Linked DNA regions of Homo sapiens: region 1 is linked to region 2. A link is a loop called in an ENCODE intact Hi-C map of the cell type or tissue named here. Cell type or tissue: GM12878. All regions are shown on one strand.

The links. Peaks named below come from ENCODE experiments on the same cell type or tissue, not always from the same donor. Only the 100,000 strongest peaks of a DNase experiment are listed, where the experiment ranks them.
Region 1: a loop joins it to region 2, with 4 times the contacts of the local background. A loop is called at or near these places in 33 of 110 quality-filtered maps.

Annotation. Positions count from the first base shown.
Region 1 is chr1:41,569,467-41,577,466 of GRCh38, reverse strand. HIVEP3 (HIVEP zinc finger 3) reads left to right here. Exons shown (of 9, transcript NM_024503.5): 5 at 1,778-1,923. Among named protein-coding and RNA genes, the nearest start is that of EDN2, 89 kb to the right of the region's middle. In GM12878, a CTCF peak has its summit at 3,201; DNase peaks (open chromatin) are centred at 2,320 and 3,236.
Region 2 is chr1:42,032,157-42,040,156 of GRCh38, reverse strand. It overlaps a transcript of HIVEP3 not described here. Among named protein-coding and RNA genes, the nearest start is that of HIVEP3, 120 kb to the right of the region's middle. RefSeq lists a silencer at 3,966-4,735. In GM12878, a CTCF peak has its summit at 4,425 (motif pointing left); a DNase peak (open chromatin) is centred at 4,096; H3K4me3 peaks cover 2,321 bases; H3K27ac peaks cover 1,642 bases.

The DNA of each region.
Region 1 (8,000 bases), 460 kb after region 2:
AGTGATTAAGAACAAGGACTCAGGTACCAAGTTGCCCAGGTTTGAATCCCACTACCTTACCTACTGGCTATGTGACCTTGGGCCAATAACTTCACCTCTCTGAGCCTTAGTTTCATCCTCTGTAAAATAGGGATAATAATAACACTTAGCGCATAGGACTGTGGAGATAATTAAATGAGTTAAGACATGCGGAGTGTGCTTAGAACAGTGTATGCCACACTGGCACTCAGTAAGTATTTTTAACTATACTTATTCATATTGTTGTCATCAAAAGCTAAAATGGATCCCTGGTCCCTGCTCAGTTCCAACACTGTGTTTCCTGGGAAAGTGGTACACTGCCACCCAAACCAGCCTCCTCCAGTGTGGCCCAGATATCACGGCAGGCTGTGAGGGAGAAGTAGTCTGTTTGCCTGTGGGAGGCACCTTGGTCATTACATGGACAGTCTAGATCTCAGGCCGGGGTGCAGTGGAAATGGTAGGCTCTGGAAACCCAAGGGTATTGCAGAAAACTAGCTGCCTTCTGCCAAAGCAGCAGTCCAGATTCTTGCTCGGTTTCCACTCCCCTCCTCCAAATCTGAAGAGATTATTTGGTGGTCACTGAGTCACAGAAGTTGCCCTGGAATTGATCTTCAAGATGGTCTAAATCCCCTCAGACTCTGAGGCCCAGAGAGGTGAAGTCATCCACCAAACGGCAGCCCAGTGTGCCATGGCCTATCTGGTGCTGGAACTCAGACTCCCTGATTCCCAGCCAGTCACCTTTCTACCTAGCCCCATGCTGTCCTTGTGGGGGCAGGTGTGGTGGCTGGCAAAGGGGACTGCCGTTCTTAGATTGCCCCAGCATCAGGAAATGTGGTTGCTTCATTCACTGGATGGAAACAGCATGGTTTTTCATGACCTTAATGACAGTGGCATGAAGTAGGAGGAAATTCTCACTCCCAGCCCCTAAGCACAGCATTTCTGCTCCCTAGGCAAAAGTGCACCCACCCCTGACAACACTGCAGTGTTTACAGGACGTGTTCTTGGGATAGTGGAAGATGTCCAGGAAGCACAAAGCCAATGCCAGCTCTCCCCTTAAGCTAGCTCTCATCACTGAGGTGTGGCTCTGTAAAGAGCGTGGGTCCTGCAGGACTAACAGCCCAGAGCCTGCACAGCCTCTCTGTGCCTGTCTCTATGGTGGAATTGGGGACGTCCTGCTGGTCAGGGTCCTCAGCCCAGCTCCTGGCCTTTGGTACTAGCTCAGGAGGGCCAAGATCCTGGAAGCAAGAGACCTGTGCTCTGCTCCCAGCTCTGCCCTTAACTCGCTGGGTGACCTTAGCTTTCTGATCTATAAACAAGAACTGGACCAGTTCATCTCCAAAGGCAGAGTGGAGCCTTGTTCATGTGTTCAACATTATTTAAGCCTCTTCTCTGAGACAGGCCCTGTATGGGGTTCTGGGGTGCCCAAGGAGACCAAGATGAGGACCTGTCCCCAGGAGTTCCCAGACTAGTGTAAAAGACAGAGAACAAACACAGGTCTTATGGGAGGTTAACATGAAAGAGACAGGGTTCCAGCTGTAACACCAACTAATGGCATGGCCTTGGATAAGGGAATTCTCTCTGGGGATCAGTTTCCTTAATTCTGTAAAGTGGAGCTAATAGCACCTCTTCATGGGGGAGTGTGAAGATTGCATATGTGTACTTGTGCAGTACTGTGTAAGGCATGATTATTAGCATTGCATTCGTGACTGAGGATGCACTTTTAACCAGCAATGATTTTGTCATTCCTGCGGTGGGCCAGGTTCACCTCCCTTCACTGGTTTCCCCGGAAGGCCAGAAAGATCTAGCTAGAGTGGAGAAGGAAGAAGAGAGGAGAGGGGAGCCGGAGGAGGATGCTCCTGCCTCCCAGAGAGGGGAGCCGGCGAGGATCAAAATCTTCGAAGGAGGGTAAGACTCATGTTTGGTTTCCATCGTCTGCTTCCGTGGAATAAGAGCTGGTGCCCATTGGTGTTCACGGGCAGCAGTGGCTCAGTTGGCAAGGGCTCTGCCCACAGGTGCCCTGTGGTCCCAGCGATGCCTTTCAGCAGACATCACCTTCCTGGGACTCTCAGGCCCCTCTGTTTAAGAATGCCGTGGGGCTTCTTGGTGGGGATGGGTGATGCTGGGTATTTGTTGAGGATCTGGAGAGGTCTGGGTCTTTCTCCAGCCCCTCATTTTCTCAGATCCTGGCCAGGTTTCTAGTTCCTGCATTGGAGTTGCCATCCCAGTATCCCAGCAAATGTCCAGACTTCTGTCTCTCTTGACATGTATTCTCCAAAAGTCATCTCTGTACTGCCCAATGGCCATCTTGGCATGTCTGGTTTCCCATGGGGCACTTGGGCTCAGCCGACTAGGCTGTTTGCAGGGCTGACTGCACACTGTATGCACCAGGTGTTTCCACTGGTCCCTATCCTGACTGGCTGGGGCCCAGGGCTCAATGGTTGGTGAATATTTTGAATCTCATTCATAGTTATTCACCTTTGATGCTTGACTTTGGGAAACGAATGGTCTAAACGTTTCAGAGCTCACAGCTTCAGGGACTGTCTGGGCTCTGGAAGGGTGCCGTGTTTCAGACGTGCTTTGTGGAAGTTTTGTGCCAGCTGTGTTTTGTGTGGCCACATGTTTGCTTCCTGGGATTTGGGTGTCTGTGAGCAGGTCCCATGGCGTTCTGTCTCAGGGTCCTGTGTCTGTGTCCCTGGTGTGATCAGGGTGGCCTGGTCCTGCACAGCCCTGAAGGACAACAACGTAGAGGAAAATGCGCTTCCTGTGCAGGACAGTCCCCATGAGCTGGGGCCAACATGGCTGTCACTGGGGGCCTCTGATCCTCTAGCACCTGCAAGCGCCTAACTCACAGGGTCAGCGTGGGAGGCACGGGAGTCCTCCATAAGGTTGGGGGACAACAGAGACTGCCACCCTCCCCAGGGCCACCAGTTGGCATCTTCTGGTGGCACTGACCAGCAGGGGCTCTCAGGAGAGAGGGTGCTTGGAAATGTGGGCAGCAGGGTAGTCAATGATGGGAAGGGGGCCAGGGGTAGCAAATGCCCCTGAAACCTACTGCCTAAAATACCAATAGCAGCTGCGTTGAAAAAACACTGAACCAAAGGTCTTTGAAAATGCCAACCCTCTTTCCGTGTGGGGAGGGACGCGGGTCCTCCTGCTGTTTGGTTAGAGCGCCCTCGTGTGTCTCTGTGTTCTCATGCCACTGGATCCCTTAGAGGCCACACAGAGGCAGGATTGATGAAGCGCCTGCTCACAGCGACTGGCCCTCTTCCTTCTTGCTTCAGAGGTTCTCTGTGGTCTCTGAGGGCTGCTGAGTGTTTCCTGGTGTCCCAGGAGCTTGCCCCAGCAGCAGTCTGTGTGTGCCCGGGGAGGTTCGCATCTTCCCTGAGAGGCAGGTGCTCTGAGACCTCAGGAAGCCTGAGCCTCCAGAAAGGCAGCTGGCAGGAGCCACTCCGTGCCCAGCTCCCTGCTGGATGTCTCTACCTACACGGTCTGCAATGGCTGAAGGAGGGGGAACATCACCCACAAGTCCTCTTCTCTTCCTCCAGCTGGTATGGGTCCTACTCCCTCTCCACCTCCTTCCAGGTCTTCACTTAGTCCCACCTGCTCTGCTTCAGAATCCTCTCGGTTGAGTTCTGTCATCTCTGCCCCACTTACCTCTGTTCTGCCTGAGACTAGCCCCCCAGCTCTCCCGCCCTCAGTTTCTTTATCTGTAAAAGGGGGAGAATAACATTTGTAAAAGGGGGAAAATAACATGTGGGATTTTCAGAGGACCTTGTGAGACCCCATATGAAGGCTATAATTCATAGCTGCTCAAAAAATGGACATTGGTGCATTTTACTACTAGTATATCCATTTTGTCAATCTCTGTCTGGGACAGTCCCATCTGTTCTGTCAGATATGGAAGGTATCCTCTCCCTTTCAACTTGTCACATGCAATTTGAGCACGTATGGAACTGATTATAGTGTCAGATCCTTTCCTCCCCCAGCCTGGCTATCTCAAGCTGGGACCATGCCTCCCACTCTCACTTCTGGTGATTCTTCTACATTCATGGTTCTCTTGGGGCTGGCATCACCCCGCAGAGTGTTTGGAAATGGTGAAGGAGGGGGAGGGCATTTTGGTTGCCACATAACTGGCATTTCAGGGACGAGGCCAGAGATGCTGACCTTCCATTCCACCAGCCTTACAACCTCTTGTTCCCCCAAATTGCCAAGAGTGCCCACACCCAGAATCACTGGGCACACTCCTCTGCAATCCCACAGTTTTGCCTTAGACTCAGTTCTTCCTTTTTTTTCTTTCTTTTTTAATACAACAAACATATGTATTTCACTCCTGTACACATTTGAGAAGGATCTGCTATGGAGCTCTGTTCCTTAGATCCAGGCCAGTAGAGGCTGAGAGAGGAAGAAGAAAACAATGGTTCCACCCAGAAGCTTCTGCTCACATTTAAATGGCCAAAGCAAGTCACATGGCCTCACCTAGCTCCATGGGAGTAGAGAAGTGCATTCCTACCGTGTGCTTGGGAGAACCTGAAATATTTGGTAGATATAGTGCTCATGACTATTCAAATTGGTTTAACATACATCTGTAACTTGTTATGTTTACTCAACAGTGTTTTTGACGTGCATCCATGTTGATACATGTAGACCTAGTTCATCATGAATCAGTAAGCCAGACACAAAAGAGTAGATGCTATATGAGTCTTTTAATCTCTAATTAAACTTGCCTTAATTTCTTTCTTGACCTCCATTTCAGTGACTGATCAATTTATTAATTCATCAGGGAGGAGGATCTACTTAATCAGTGCCTTTTGGGTGCTCTGTGTCAGAAAATGCAGTGTCCCATGGGGGTTAACTGTCATCCTGCCCTCAAGGTGCTTGGGGACTACACCAAGGTGGCAACACAAGACCCACTGCTAAGGTGGGGATGGCCAGAGCTGAGAAGCTCACAGCAAAGGAAGGATGCCTGGGGGATGGAATAGCTAGAGAGGGCTTCCCGGAGTGGGTGGGGCCGGGCCCAGAGGGTGGGCGAGACCCAGACAAGTGGAGAGGAAGGGTACGCTGCCCAGCAGTCTACCTGCTACAGGTGTGATGGCAGCTCCCATACCTGATCAGTGAGACTCACTTCCTCTTGCCTTGAGCATTCTCCCTTGGTAGTGTCACCCATCTCCTTAGCCCCAGGCCTCATCTCTGTGCCGACATTGCTACATCTGGGTCTCCAGCCAGGACCTCACCCCTGAACTGCAGACACTGGTTTTGATGCCTCCTGAGCATTTTTGCCTGGGAAATTCACACCTCACACTTAGCATGTGCAAACCAAGCCTTCCACTTCCCACCAACAGCATCTCCTTCCACATCCAGATCTCAGATGACACACCCAGCCCTTCACACTCAGAACCTTAACATTGTCTTGGACGCCTTCTCCCCCTTTCCAGTTAGACCCCAATCCTGGTGTCTGCATGAAGTAGTCAGTGACTCAGTGTGGTCTCTTTACTCCCTCTGCCACTGCTCTGGCCACCCTATCTCTAGAACTCCAAAGTTGGTGCCACTGAGCATCACTAAACATGATTCTGCCTGTGTCATGCTTTTCTCCAGAGCCGTCTGTGGCTGCCTCACCTACAGGATCCAGTTTAAACTCAGCCTGTGAGTGCTGGCCTCAGAATCTGACCTGTTCCTGTCGCCCTTCACCTTTTGCTGCCTGCTGGGCCCTGCCATTGCCAAATCCTACCCAGCCTTCAAAAGCCAATACTCAGCCCTGCTCCTCTAACGAGCCTCCCAAATCCCTCCACACTCTGTAGTTCTTTGTGTTACTTCTGTCATAACACTGGTGCTAAGATCCATTTCTGTCTCCTCCCAAGTCCCTTCTTGACTTGGGTCCTGGGGTAATGCTTTGCACACACAATGCATCAGTCTCTGTTTATTGCACTAGTTTCCTGGCACATGGCCCCCTCTGCATTCCCCATCACTTCCACACCTGAACAAAGCCCGCATTTTCCAGGCAGCCCCTGGGAGTGCCCATCAGGGATGTGATGGCTCTCTCACCCAGCACCTGTGCATTTGCCTTGGTTGTTTAGAATGGCTTTTTGTTAAGCAGTGTTGTTTTCACACACACAAAGTTATGTTGTTCCTTGAGAGTAATGACTATATTGTCTTAACTCAAGTTCACTTATTGCAAGGAAAGCTGGGAATTCAGCCCAGTGGGCTTACACGGAAGAGGAAGAGACTGGAATTGATAGGAACCACCTGGCTGACCAAGCCCAGTTGGGTGGTGTGTTATTGGGGCTTATGTCCGAAGGGAATGATAAGTTCAGATGGTGAGATCCCAGGAGTCCATGCCAGACCCTGCGTGCTGCAGGACTCAGCTGCTGCACCTCCTATGGGAGGGCATTGGCTCCCATCCCACCTCACCTACCCCAGTACCTCACTCCAGCCATTGCCACTCTCCTGGGCCAGGAGAGTGCTCCTTAAGCATACCCAGACTTAAGGTTTCCACCTTAAAAATACTTTGGCTGAAGGGCCATATTGCCAGATTTCTCTGTTTCCTTTAAAGAAAAACTCCAGAAGAAGGTGACTGTGTTGCTCACCTCCGTATCTTTCCTCCTGGCTTCTCTCAGACCTATTCAAGGTGGGCCTTTGGGCTCCTCACACCTCAGAAGCTGCTCTTATCCAAGTCAATGATGACCCTCACCTTGCAGAAGTCAGTAGTCAGTTCTCACTTCTATTCTTTCCTGAGCCATCGGCAGCATTTGACACAGTCAATCCTTCGCTCGTCCATGCAGGACTTTGTCCTCTTGGTTTCCTGGACACTGCCTGTATTAGTCTGTTTTCACACTGCTATAAAGAACTGCCCAAGACTGGGTAATTTATAAAGAAAAGAGGTTTAATTGACTCATTCACATGGCTGGGGAGACCTCAGGAAACTTACAATCATGGTGGAAGGTGAAGGGGAAGCAAGGCACCTTCTTCGCAAGGTGGCAGGAAGGAAAAATGCATGCAGGAGGAACTACCAAACGCTTATGAAACCATCAGGTTTCATGAGAACTCATGCACTGTCACCAGAATGGTATAGGGGAAACTGCCCCCATGATTCAATTCCTCCACCTGGTCTCTCCCTTGACACATGGGGATTATAGGGATTACAATTCAAATGAGATTTTGGGTGGGGACACAGACAAACCCTATCACCTTCTTTCTTGATCCTCCTCTTCCTTGACTGGTTACACTTTCTCACCATCTTCAGTGAGTCCCATCATCGCCTGATCTCTGAACATTAGGGCTCCACATGGCCCAGCCCCAGGCTCCGTGCTCTTCCTCTAAACTCAGTCCCAACGTGATCTATACACCATCTACAGGTTGATGACACTCAGATCCCTATCTCCAAGGACTTCTCCTCTGAACTCCGGGTCATGCATCCAACTTCGTATCTGGGAGGCGGTCCACCTGCACATCAGTGAACCCACCCTTTGTCCACAGCACAGCGCATACTGCAGAACTGTGTCTCAGGCCTCTTTGACATTCCTTAAAGAAATTATTTTAAAAGTTTATTTAATTCATTACTGTTCCAGTTGAAGGGGTTACATTTTTAACGAGTGTACTTTTCTATCTCATCTATTTCTATAGCTGAATTAATTTTTATCCAAGTCTTAAGAGTTCATGCAGTGTACGCAGCACGTTTTTGTGACAGTGCATTTGTACATTTTGAAGTGTGTGTGTGTGTGCCTGTGTATGTGCACACATACCTGTGTGTTTCATGAAATAGTAGCTTGGAGAGAATAGTGTTAGTTTTAAAAAATCTAAAGATTATTTTCTTTTCTAATAGTTTTTTTACAAATCCATTTCTTCTTGGACTTTGAAACCCAGAAGTGTAGCATGATTTTCAGCCTAATCATCTGCTGTGCCTAGTCCCATTTTGCTGTGAACTCCAGATTTAGAATTATGTCTTTGGGAATATGTGTTACCTCTGTGTATTTATTGGGGAACAAATT
Region 2 (8,000 bases):
CCAACAACAAAGGGAATTGATTGGTTCACATAACTGAAGCGTATAGAGGTCTATCAGCTTCAGGTGTTGTTTGATCCAGTTGTTCACTGCCCAGCAGTATAACCAACGTTCTGCTTCTTTTCCCATTCTGCTTTCCTCAGTATTCCTTCACTGCCTGGCAATCTCATCTCTATCCAAGTGGTCACATTATCATGGATTTATCATCAATCTATCATTGGTAGGATCTACTACAGGCAGAGGAATCTTTTCTTTGCCAGAAGCCGTTTGCAAGTGTGTTTCAAATCCCTTTGCTCTGATTGGGTTTCATGACTGCCTTTAAACTAACTTCTGTAGCCAGGTGGATGGGATAGAAACAATGGCTTTAAGACAATCAGGCCCAACTCCTGGAGTCTGGGGTCAGGTGAACAACCTTAATACCATATAGGTTAGAATGGAGAAAAAGTGGTTTCCCAAATTTTTTGGGGGGTGGGGGTTCCAATGGTGGGAGAATAAAGAAATGGATACTGGGAAGGCTGACAGCAGGTGTCCAAGGGCAATGACTTATCCAAGGTCAAGCTGCTGGTCATGGATAAGCTGTGACTGAAATCCAGCTCTCCTCACTCAACGTTTGCAGATGGATGGTTATATAATTCCACTTAAGGTACGTGTTTCACAATAGCCATCCAAACAGAACCATGGATTTGCTTGCTTACATTCTGTTTATTCTTCAAATATGTACAAAAATATGTACAAAAACACACTTTGTCATTTAGTCACAGTGATGAAGACAATTGTCTGAGTTAATTAATTTTGAATCTCATTAAAGCATGAAGGCTTTCAGGAGAAATTCAGATTTTAGAGAATGAGAGCTATCATTTAAATAAGTGTCCGCCAGTCTTACCAGGGTCTTGGCAGTGTTCTGGAATGTATTTCAGAACAGGAATAAATTTTTTTGATAGCCTATATGAGATGCCTCCAGCCTGGATTTTCATCTCTCTGGTCAAAAGATTTGTTAATGTCCTGTATTGGGATCCTTTCTCTTACTCACGAATTATGGAGGCAGAGAAACAGAAAAGAAGGCATAGCCCTCCAGGAACTCCATGTTTGGTGGGAGAGGCAGATAACAAAGCAGGTAGGTGAAATACCATGACAGTGAGTGGGTGGGAAACTCAGGTGCCTTGAGAACACAGAGGAAGGCAGAATGTTGGGATCAGGGAAGAGCCAGGGAAGGCTTTCTCAAGTGGGCTGGATGGGAGCAGGGAGGGCTTCTACAGAGGGGACTCATGAGTATTGAGGCATGAAACCTCATAGGTTATGTGAAACCTCAAATAATTCAGAAGGGCAGAGATGTAAGGGCAAGGTAAGGAGTAGGGCGAGAAGGTGCAGATAGGCAGCCTGGAACAGAGTAATGGAGGGTCTTGGGGCTTGTATTACGGAGCTTGGTGTCTTTCCCGTAGGTGATGGAATGCCTCTAATGAGTTTTCAGTAAAGACCTGGTTTGCTTCTCAGACACATTTCGATATCAGATTCTTTGGTTGAAGATAATTCTAATTAAGTTCCTACAGGGGAGCGCATTGGAGAGATATGGGATCCTTCAGAAAACCCAATAAAAATTTGAAGAACCCAGGCTCTGAAGGAATTTCCCAGGGACTACATAGCAGGAATCAACTGCAAGTCCCCTTGGTCAGGAAGTATCAGGGCCAACTGCCTCCAGCGTTATTCCACCTAGGATTCAAATTCCAAATGAAAGATGTCATAGTGCTCCAGCTTGGGGGCACACCAGGCCTGGGCCAGGTAAAGTCATCATCTTCACTGGCAGTCTCCCCAAGCCCATATCTCTTGGAGTGAGTTCCTGAAGGAAAATCAGTGTGATGTGACCCTAAGAAAGAGCTAACGCTTGCTGAAGTAATGGGTGTCCACTTCAACAGCTGTGTGGAAACTAGATCTGAAGGGCACTAAAGACGAAGGGAATTAAAAGTCAAAAGACAGTGGAGATATGGACTAGGGCTGTGGTAGTATTGTGGGATTTATGAATATTTATGAGATAAAAATCGGTGATTGACTTTAGGAGAAGGAAGACGACAGAATCAAGGATGATTCCCAGGTCCTAGAATGTGGTAGTAGATATTATTACTGGAGAGAAGATAGAGGATGGGGAAGGGGAGATGACAAATAGCTTATGACATGCCAAGTTTAAGAACTCTGTGGGACATCAGGTGGAGGCTAGAATTTGAAGCATAGTAACTGAACTGAACTCATAGGCATGGACGACATAACCTAGGAAGGATTCTGGAAGAAGCCACAGAAGAGATCAAAATAAGTTTTGATCTTTGAAGAGATTAAAATAGATTTGCCAAGAAAATAAGATCAAATGACAAAGAACGGAAGGAGGAGGAGAACCAGGAATGTGCAGGGTCATAGAAAGCCACAGGATAAAATTTCAAGGAGAGAGCAGATTTGAGCTCTGGTGCAGGTAGAAGCCACATTCTAGGGAGCTAATGTATAAGTGGGAGTAAAAACGTGTGGGCTACCCTTGCAAGAATCTTGGATGAGAAGGGCTGGTTAACTGCATGGTAACTTGGAGGGCATACAGAGTCAAGAGAGGTTTTTTTTTTTTAATTTTTTAAATTTTTTGGTCATTTGGATTTTTGGTTTAAATTAAAATATCATTCACATACCATAAAATTCACCCTTTTATACAGTTATGTGGTTTTTTATTATATTCACAAAGTTGTACAGTCATCACCACCGTCTAATTCCTTAACATTTTAATCACCCCCCAAAGAGGCTTTGTACTCATTAAGCAGTCACTCCTCAGTCCCCCCTCCTCCCAGTCCCTGGCAACCATTAGTCTACTGTCTCTATGGATTTGCCTGTTTTGGACATTTCATATAAATAGAATCATACACTATGTGGGTTTTTGTGACTGGTTTCTTTCATTGAGCACTATAGTGTTTTCAAGGTTCATCCATGTTGTAGCATGTAACAGAATTTCTTTCTTTCTTTTTTTTTTTTTTTTGAGACGGAGTCTTGCTCTGTTGCCCAGGCTGGAGTGTAGTGGTGCGATCTCGGCTCACTGCAAGCTCTGACTCCCGGGTTCACGCCATTCTCCTGCCTCAGCCTCCCACTTAGCTGGGACTACAGGCACTCGCCAACACGCCCGGCTAATTTTTTGTATTTTTTTTTAGTAGAGACGGGGTTTCACTGTGTTAGCCAGTATGGTCTCGATCTCCTGACTTCGTGATCCGCCCGCCTCGGCCTCCCAAAGTGCTGGGATTACAGGCGTGAGCCACCATGCCCGGCCTTATTATTTTTTATGGCAGAATACTATTCCATTGTATGGATAGACCATAATTTGCTCATCCATTTGTCAATCAGTGGACATTCAGTTGTTTCCTTTTTTGGCCTTCTGAATACACCGCTATGAACATTTGTGTACAAGTTTTAGTACAGACATGTTTCTAGTTCTCTTGAGTGGAATTGCTGGGTCTCCATTGATTTTTGTTGGGCGAGACCTGATACTGTTTACAGGCTGAGGGTAGGGCGCCGGTGCTGAGGGAGAGGTGGTAGAGCCAGGGGTTGGGGAGGAGGAGGGAGGGCTGGAGCAGAGGAGGCCACTTTCTTCAGCATCACTCACTCTCTGTTTGGCACAGTCCTAAATGCGGGCTAATCTCCCTTCACATCTTCTAGACCCTCTGCAAATACCTCATACTTGCTGACCAGGGAGCGAACCCAGGGCTTGAATAAAGCACCCCTAGACCTGGCAGAGCCGGGAACCGGCTGGCTGGTTCGTTTTCTGATGCAGATCACAGTTTTGGGGTCTCCTCTGGTTAGAGCCTGGCCCATTCGGGTTTGGTTTTCTCCTGGACGTTCGTTCACACGTGAATAAGGCCAATTCACCGTGGAGTCTGCGTCTGAATCCTTGTTCCTTAGGTCATCCCGGGGTCCCAGCTGCCCGGGATGAAAAAACGATGCCCGGGTACCAGGGGTCGGGGACCAGCAACGCCGGCGCTCAGCGTAACCGCTACCCTCCCCAGCCACGGCGCACGCGCCTCTTCCCTGCCAAGGAAGGGGCGGGGAGTAGGCGGGGCGGGCACCTTTGAGGCCAATCGAAAGCGAGCATCCCCGCCCTCCGGGCCGATGGACCCAGTTTGACCCCGGCGGTGGGCGGAGGAGGCGGGGCAAGCCGCGCGGCCAGGAAGGGGGCGGGGCCCGGGGTCTGGAGGCGGGGCCTGGGGCTGTCAGTCCCGCGCCCGCCGCCGCGCCACGGCTCCTCGCATGCCGTGGCCCGGGTGGCTGCCAGCGCTGCCGCCCGCCGCCCGCCACCCCGGCATCCCAAGCCGCCTCCCGCCGCCCCGGCCCGGCGCGCAGGTAAGGCTGGCCGCGGCTGCCGAGCCATCGCGCCCCCCTCCTCGGGCTCGGTCTGACGCGCGGGCGCCCTCTCCGGGCCGTGTCAGCGCCGCAGCTCCCGACTGCGCCCGGGGGCGGTCCCGGGGGGCGGGACGAGAGCCCTCCCCATCCCCCCAACGCCTCCGGGCGCCGGCCCCCTCAGCTGGGGTCCCCCGTCTGGCCTCCGCAGCTCCGGCGCAGGGAGCTGTCCCGAGCCCCCCTTCCCGGGCCGATTACACAACCTCCGGTCCTGGGGCGGGGGCCCCTCCTCAGCCCGGGCCCCACACCTGTCCCCGCAACGCGCTCCCAGGCAGAGGGCAGAGACCTGGCGCGACAGCGGGGGCCGGGAAAGTTTCACTTTGTGGTCAGGGGTTTGTTGACGTCTGAGAGATGCGGGGAGACGGAGACTGAGCGGCGAGGATGCGCCTTGCCAGCCGCGTTCCCTGTGCCCGGGGTGGCCCTGGTCCAGGTTTCCCTTCCAGAAGTCCTGCCGGCATCCCGGCTCTGGGCCGGGAGGCTGCTGCTGCAGGGCGCCCGGGTCTCTCCGTCTCTACGTTAGCGAGCTCTGGATTGCAGCAGTCTGGGGACGGCTCAGTCTCTCGCGCTTGCCCCCTTTCTTAAGTTAGCATTGACATTTAGACCAGTTGGACAAATTTACTTAGCATTTTCCTGACACTTTGTATTGGTGAGTTGCTTTCCCATCCCTAATTAGTTAATTAACAAGGTGGGAAAGCTAAATAGATCCTGGAACGAAATGCCTTCAGTCTGGCAACTCTTTAAAAACCTCTGAGAGCTCTAGGCTCTGGTTGCATGGAGAGATGCTTTTGGCCAAGGTGAGAGAGCGATTCCATGTCTTCTGGTTGCTCGAGGAGGCTTTGGTAATAATGGCACGGCTTTCTCTGCCTCCCGCTGATTGTGCCGTTTATTGAGGGTCTTCAGTTTATGGTGGGTTATTTGGTTTTCTTCATTCAAGAAAGGAGGAATCAGAAGTGTTGCTGATTAACTGAGTGTTCCTCAGTTAAGAAAAACACTGAGGTTTAAATAAGTTTGGATACTTGTCTGCTTTACCAGGTTACCTTCGTGCGCAGAAAATCTTGGCTCTTCTCATTCTCTCCCTATCTTCCCAGTAGGGCTGTATCCAGCCGGGTTGGCATTACTGGTTCCTCATTTAGTCTGAAGACCTCTTGCTACATAAGTGTACAGTCCTGCCTAGGGATAACCTCTAAGAGTGGACTTAATTAGCACTTTTATCTGCTCGTTAAGCAATACAGCTTGAAATCTCTTGTAATCAGGCGCCGTTGTAGTGTTGAATCTTTAATAATACCTGATTCATTTTAATAGTGTTTCTATAATAATCTTTCTATTAGCCTGCCGGTTCTGCAACACCAGTAGTTTTGGTATAGAAGCAGCAATTTACTAGAAATATTATCATGGCAAAAACAGTTCTCTAACAGATTTGCAGCCCACTTTACTTAGATAATTACTGATAGAGGCTGTTAAGATTTTTTTAAAAATTTATTATTTGGTGCAGTAAATGTTACAATGCTTCTGATGTATGAGGTCTTTATGAGGTCATTCCTTCCTGTAGTAATGATTACAGTTCTTGTGTCACTTAAATCTGTTTTGGACTAATATTGTGTGAGTTTTCACCCATGCTAATTTATTTTTAGACAAAATTCAGAGCTAACAAGATTTGGTTTTGATTTGCCAGCCTATGTTTTAATAAGGAAGATATTTATTGTATTTTGGGTGTTACATTAGAGGTAGGATAGCATGTTTTATTAACATATATACTGTTTTGAGGGGTTTACAGATATTAAGCTACTAATTTTACAACAGTCCTATAAGGAAGGGATGATGAAATTGAGGCCCAGTTGCTTGACTCAGGTCACATAGTTAAGTAAATGACAGCCAGATTCTAACCTAGGCAGCCTGAGTTCAAAGTCCAAGTTCTTAACCACTGGACTATCCTGCCCCTATGCTTTCAAGAGGCAATTATTTCTACCTGCTGTCTGTACAATATGATATTCTGCACGGTGGGGAGGAGAAGAGCACTTTACAGTGTAATAACCAACATTGAGTTAGGAGTTCTTGGTCTGGTCTTAACTCTGCCACCAGCTAATCTGTGATTTTGAGCAAGAAACCTTATCTCCTTCCCTTTCAATTCCTCATTGGTGGAATAACAGCATTTGAAGCAGATGAACTAATTAGCCTTACTACCTTAGGGAACTGGAGAGATAAGTCAATGCAGATAAGAATTAAATATCCTTCTTCCTAAGGCACAGCATAAGACCAGGTGTCAAGTGAATGGAGTGTGTGTCATAGGAAAGGACTAGGAGGGCATACATTCTGCTGAAACCAGTGGCTACCCATGGGAGTGCAGTGGTTGAGGACTTCATGTTAATACTTCAGTGTTGTTTTATTTTGTTGCACCAAGGAGTGTTACTTTTGTAATTAAAAAAAAAGACAATTAAAAGAAGTCATCCTATAGAGGTGGGGTAACCATGTGCAGGACCATGTGAGGAGCATTATAGGGGACTGTCTGGCATCACTTTGCAGGAGGCATCACTTTTCAGGGGTCAGATGGTGGTAGGACCTGCATGGCAGACCAAAGAGTTCCCAGAATCATGGGAAGTCAGGCTTGAAAGGAAACTTTAAAAGTCATTTAGTTTAACTCCCTCCTCCCATCTCCCTCCACCATGTATCCAGTGGATAAATCCCTCTGCATGCGGGCACCTGTCCCACTCAGTGCTCGTTCTGCTCCTGCTTGGACACCTCCAGGGTCAAACATTTGGTGTGCTTCACAAACTGTGCACCAAAGAAGACAGGATTGTATCTGGTGCTAGGGAATGGGAAACCACGGAAGGCTTCTGGCTGTTCTAGCTTGTGCTCTTGAAAGACTATCAATTGTCAGAGTGAAAGCTATATTAGAGGAGAAAGGCCAAATCCGGGAGACCAGTTAGGAGGCCGTGGCCAGAATCTGGGATGAGGGGATCCAGGCTGAGACCAGCAGTGGCATGAAATGGGTCCAGGAAGGAATGGACCCTGGAAGGCAAAATCCCTGCACCCAGCAACTGCCTGTCCGTAAGCAAGAGAGAGGAGGAACAAGATGACATTCCCAGGGGAATGGTGGGGGAGGGGGGCAATAAGAGGATGGAGGCTTGGGAGAGCCCCTGATTGGAGCTGGGAAATCCAGTGGGGTGGAGAGGAGAGACAGTTTTGAACGCATAGCCCCCAAAGCTGTATCGTAGACCGTGGCTAATGCAAGACCTGTGCAGACCAAAAACAGATTTCTTAAGAAGAGAGTGTACCATTTAAATATGGTGGGAAACCCTCTGCCTAATGAAGAAAAATTGCAGTATTTCCCAACGGGTGTTGCAGCTTGTGACACTGGCTCATTTAACGTCCCGTTGCACTTCTTGGTCAGGTTGGGAATCGGGTATTCTTCCTTCACTCAGAGGTGAAGGAGGTGGCAGTGAGATGGCGCCTGCACCAGTGAGTCTTTCTGACTCCGAGTCTTAAATACAGAATTGGAACTGGGAGCTGTAGGGCTGGAGCATTTTGTGTGTGAGAGGATGCTGCCTTCCTGTGGTTACACAGAGATGGGGTTGGGGTGTGACTGTTTGGAGTTG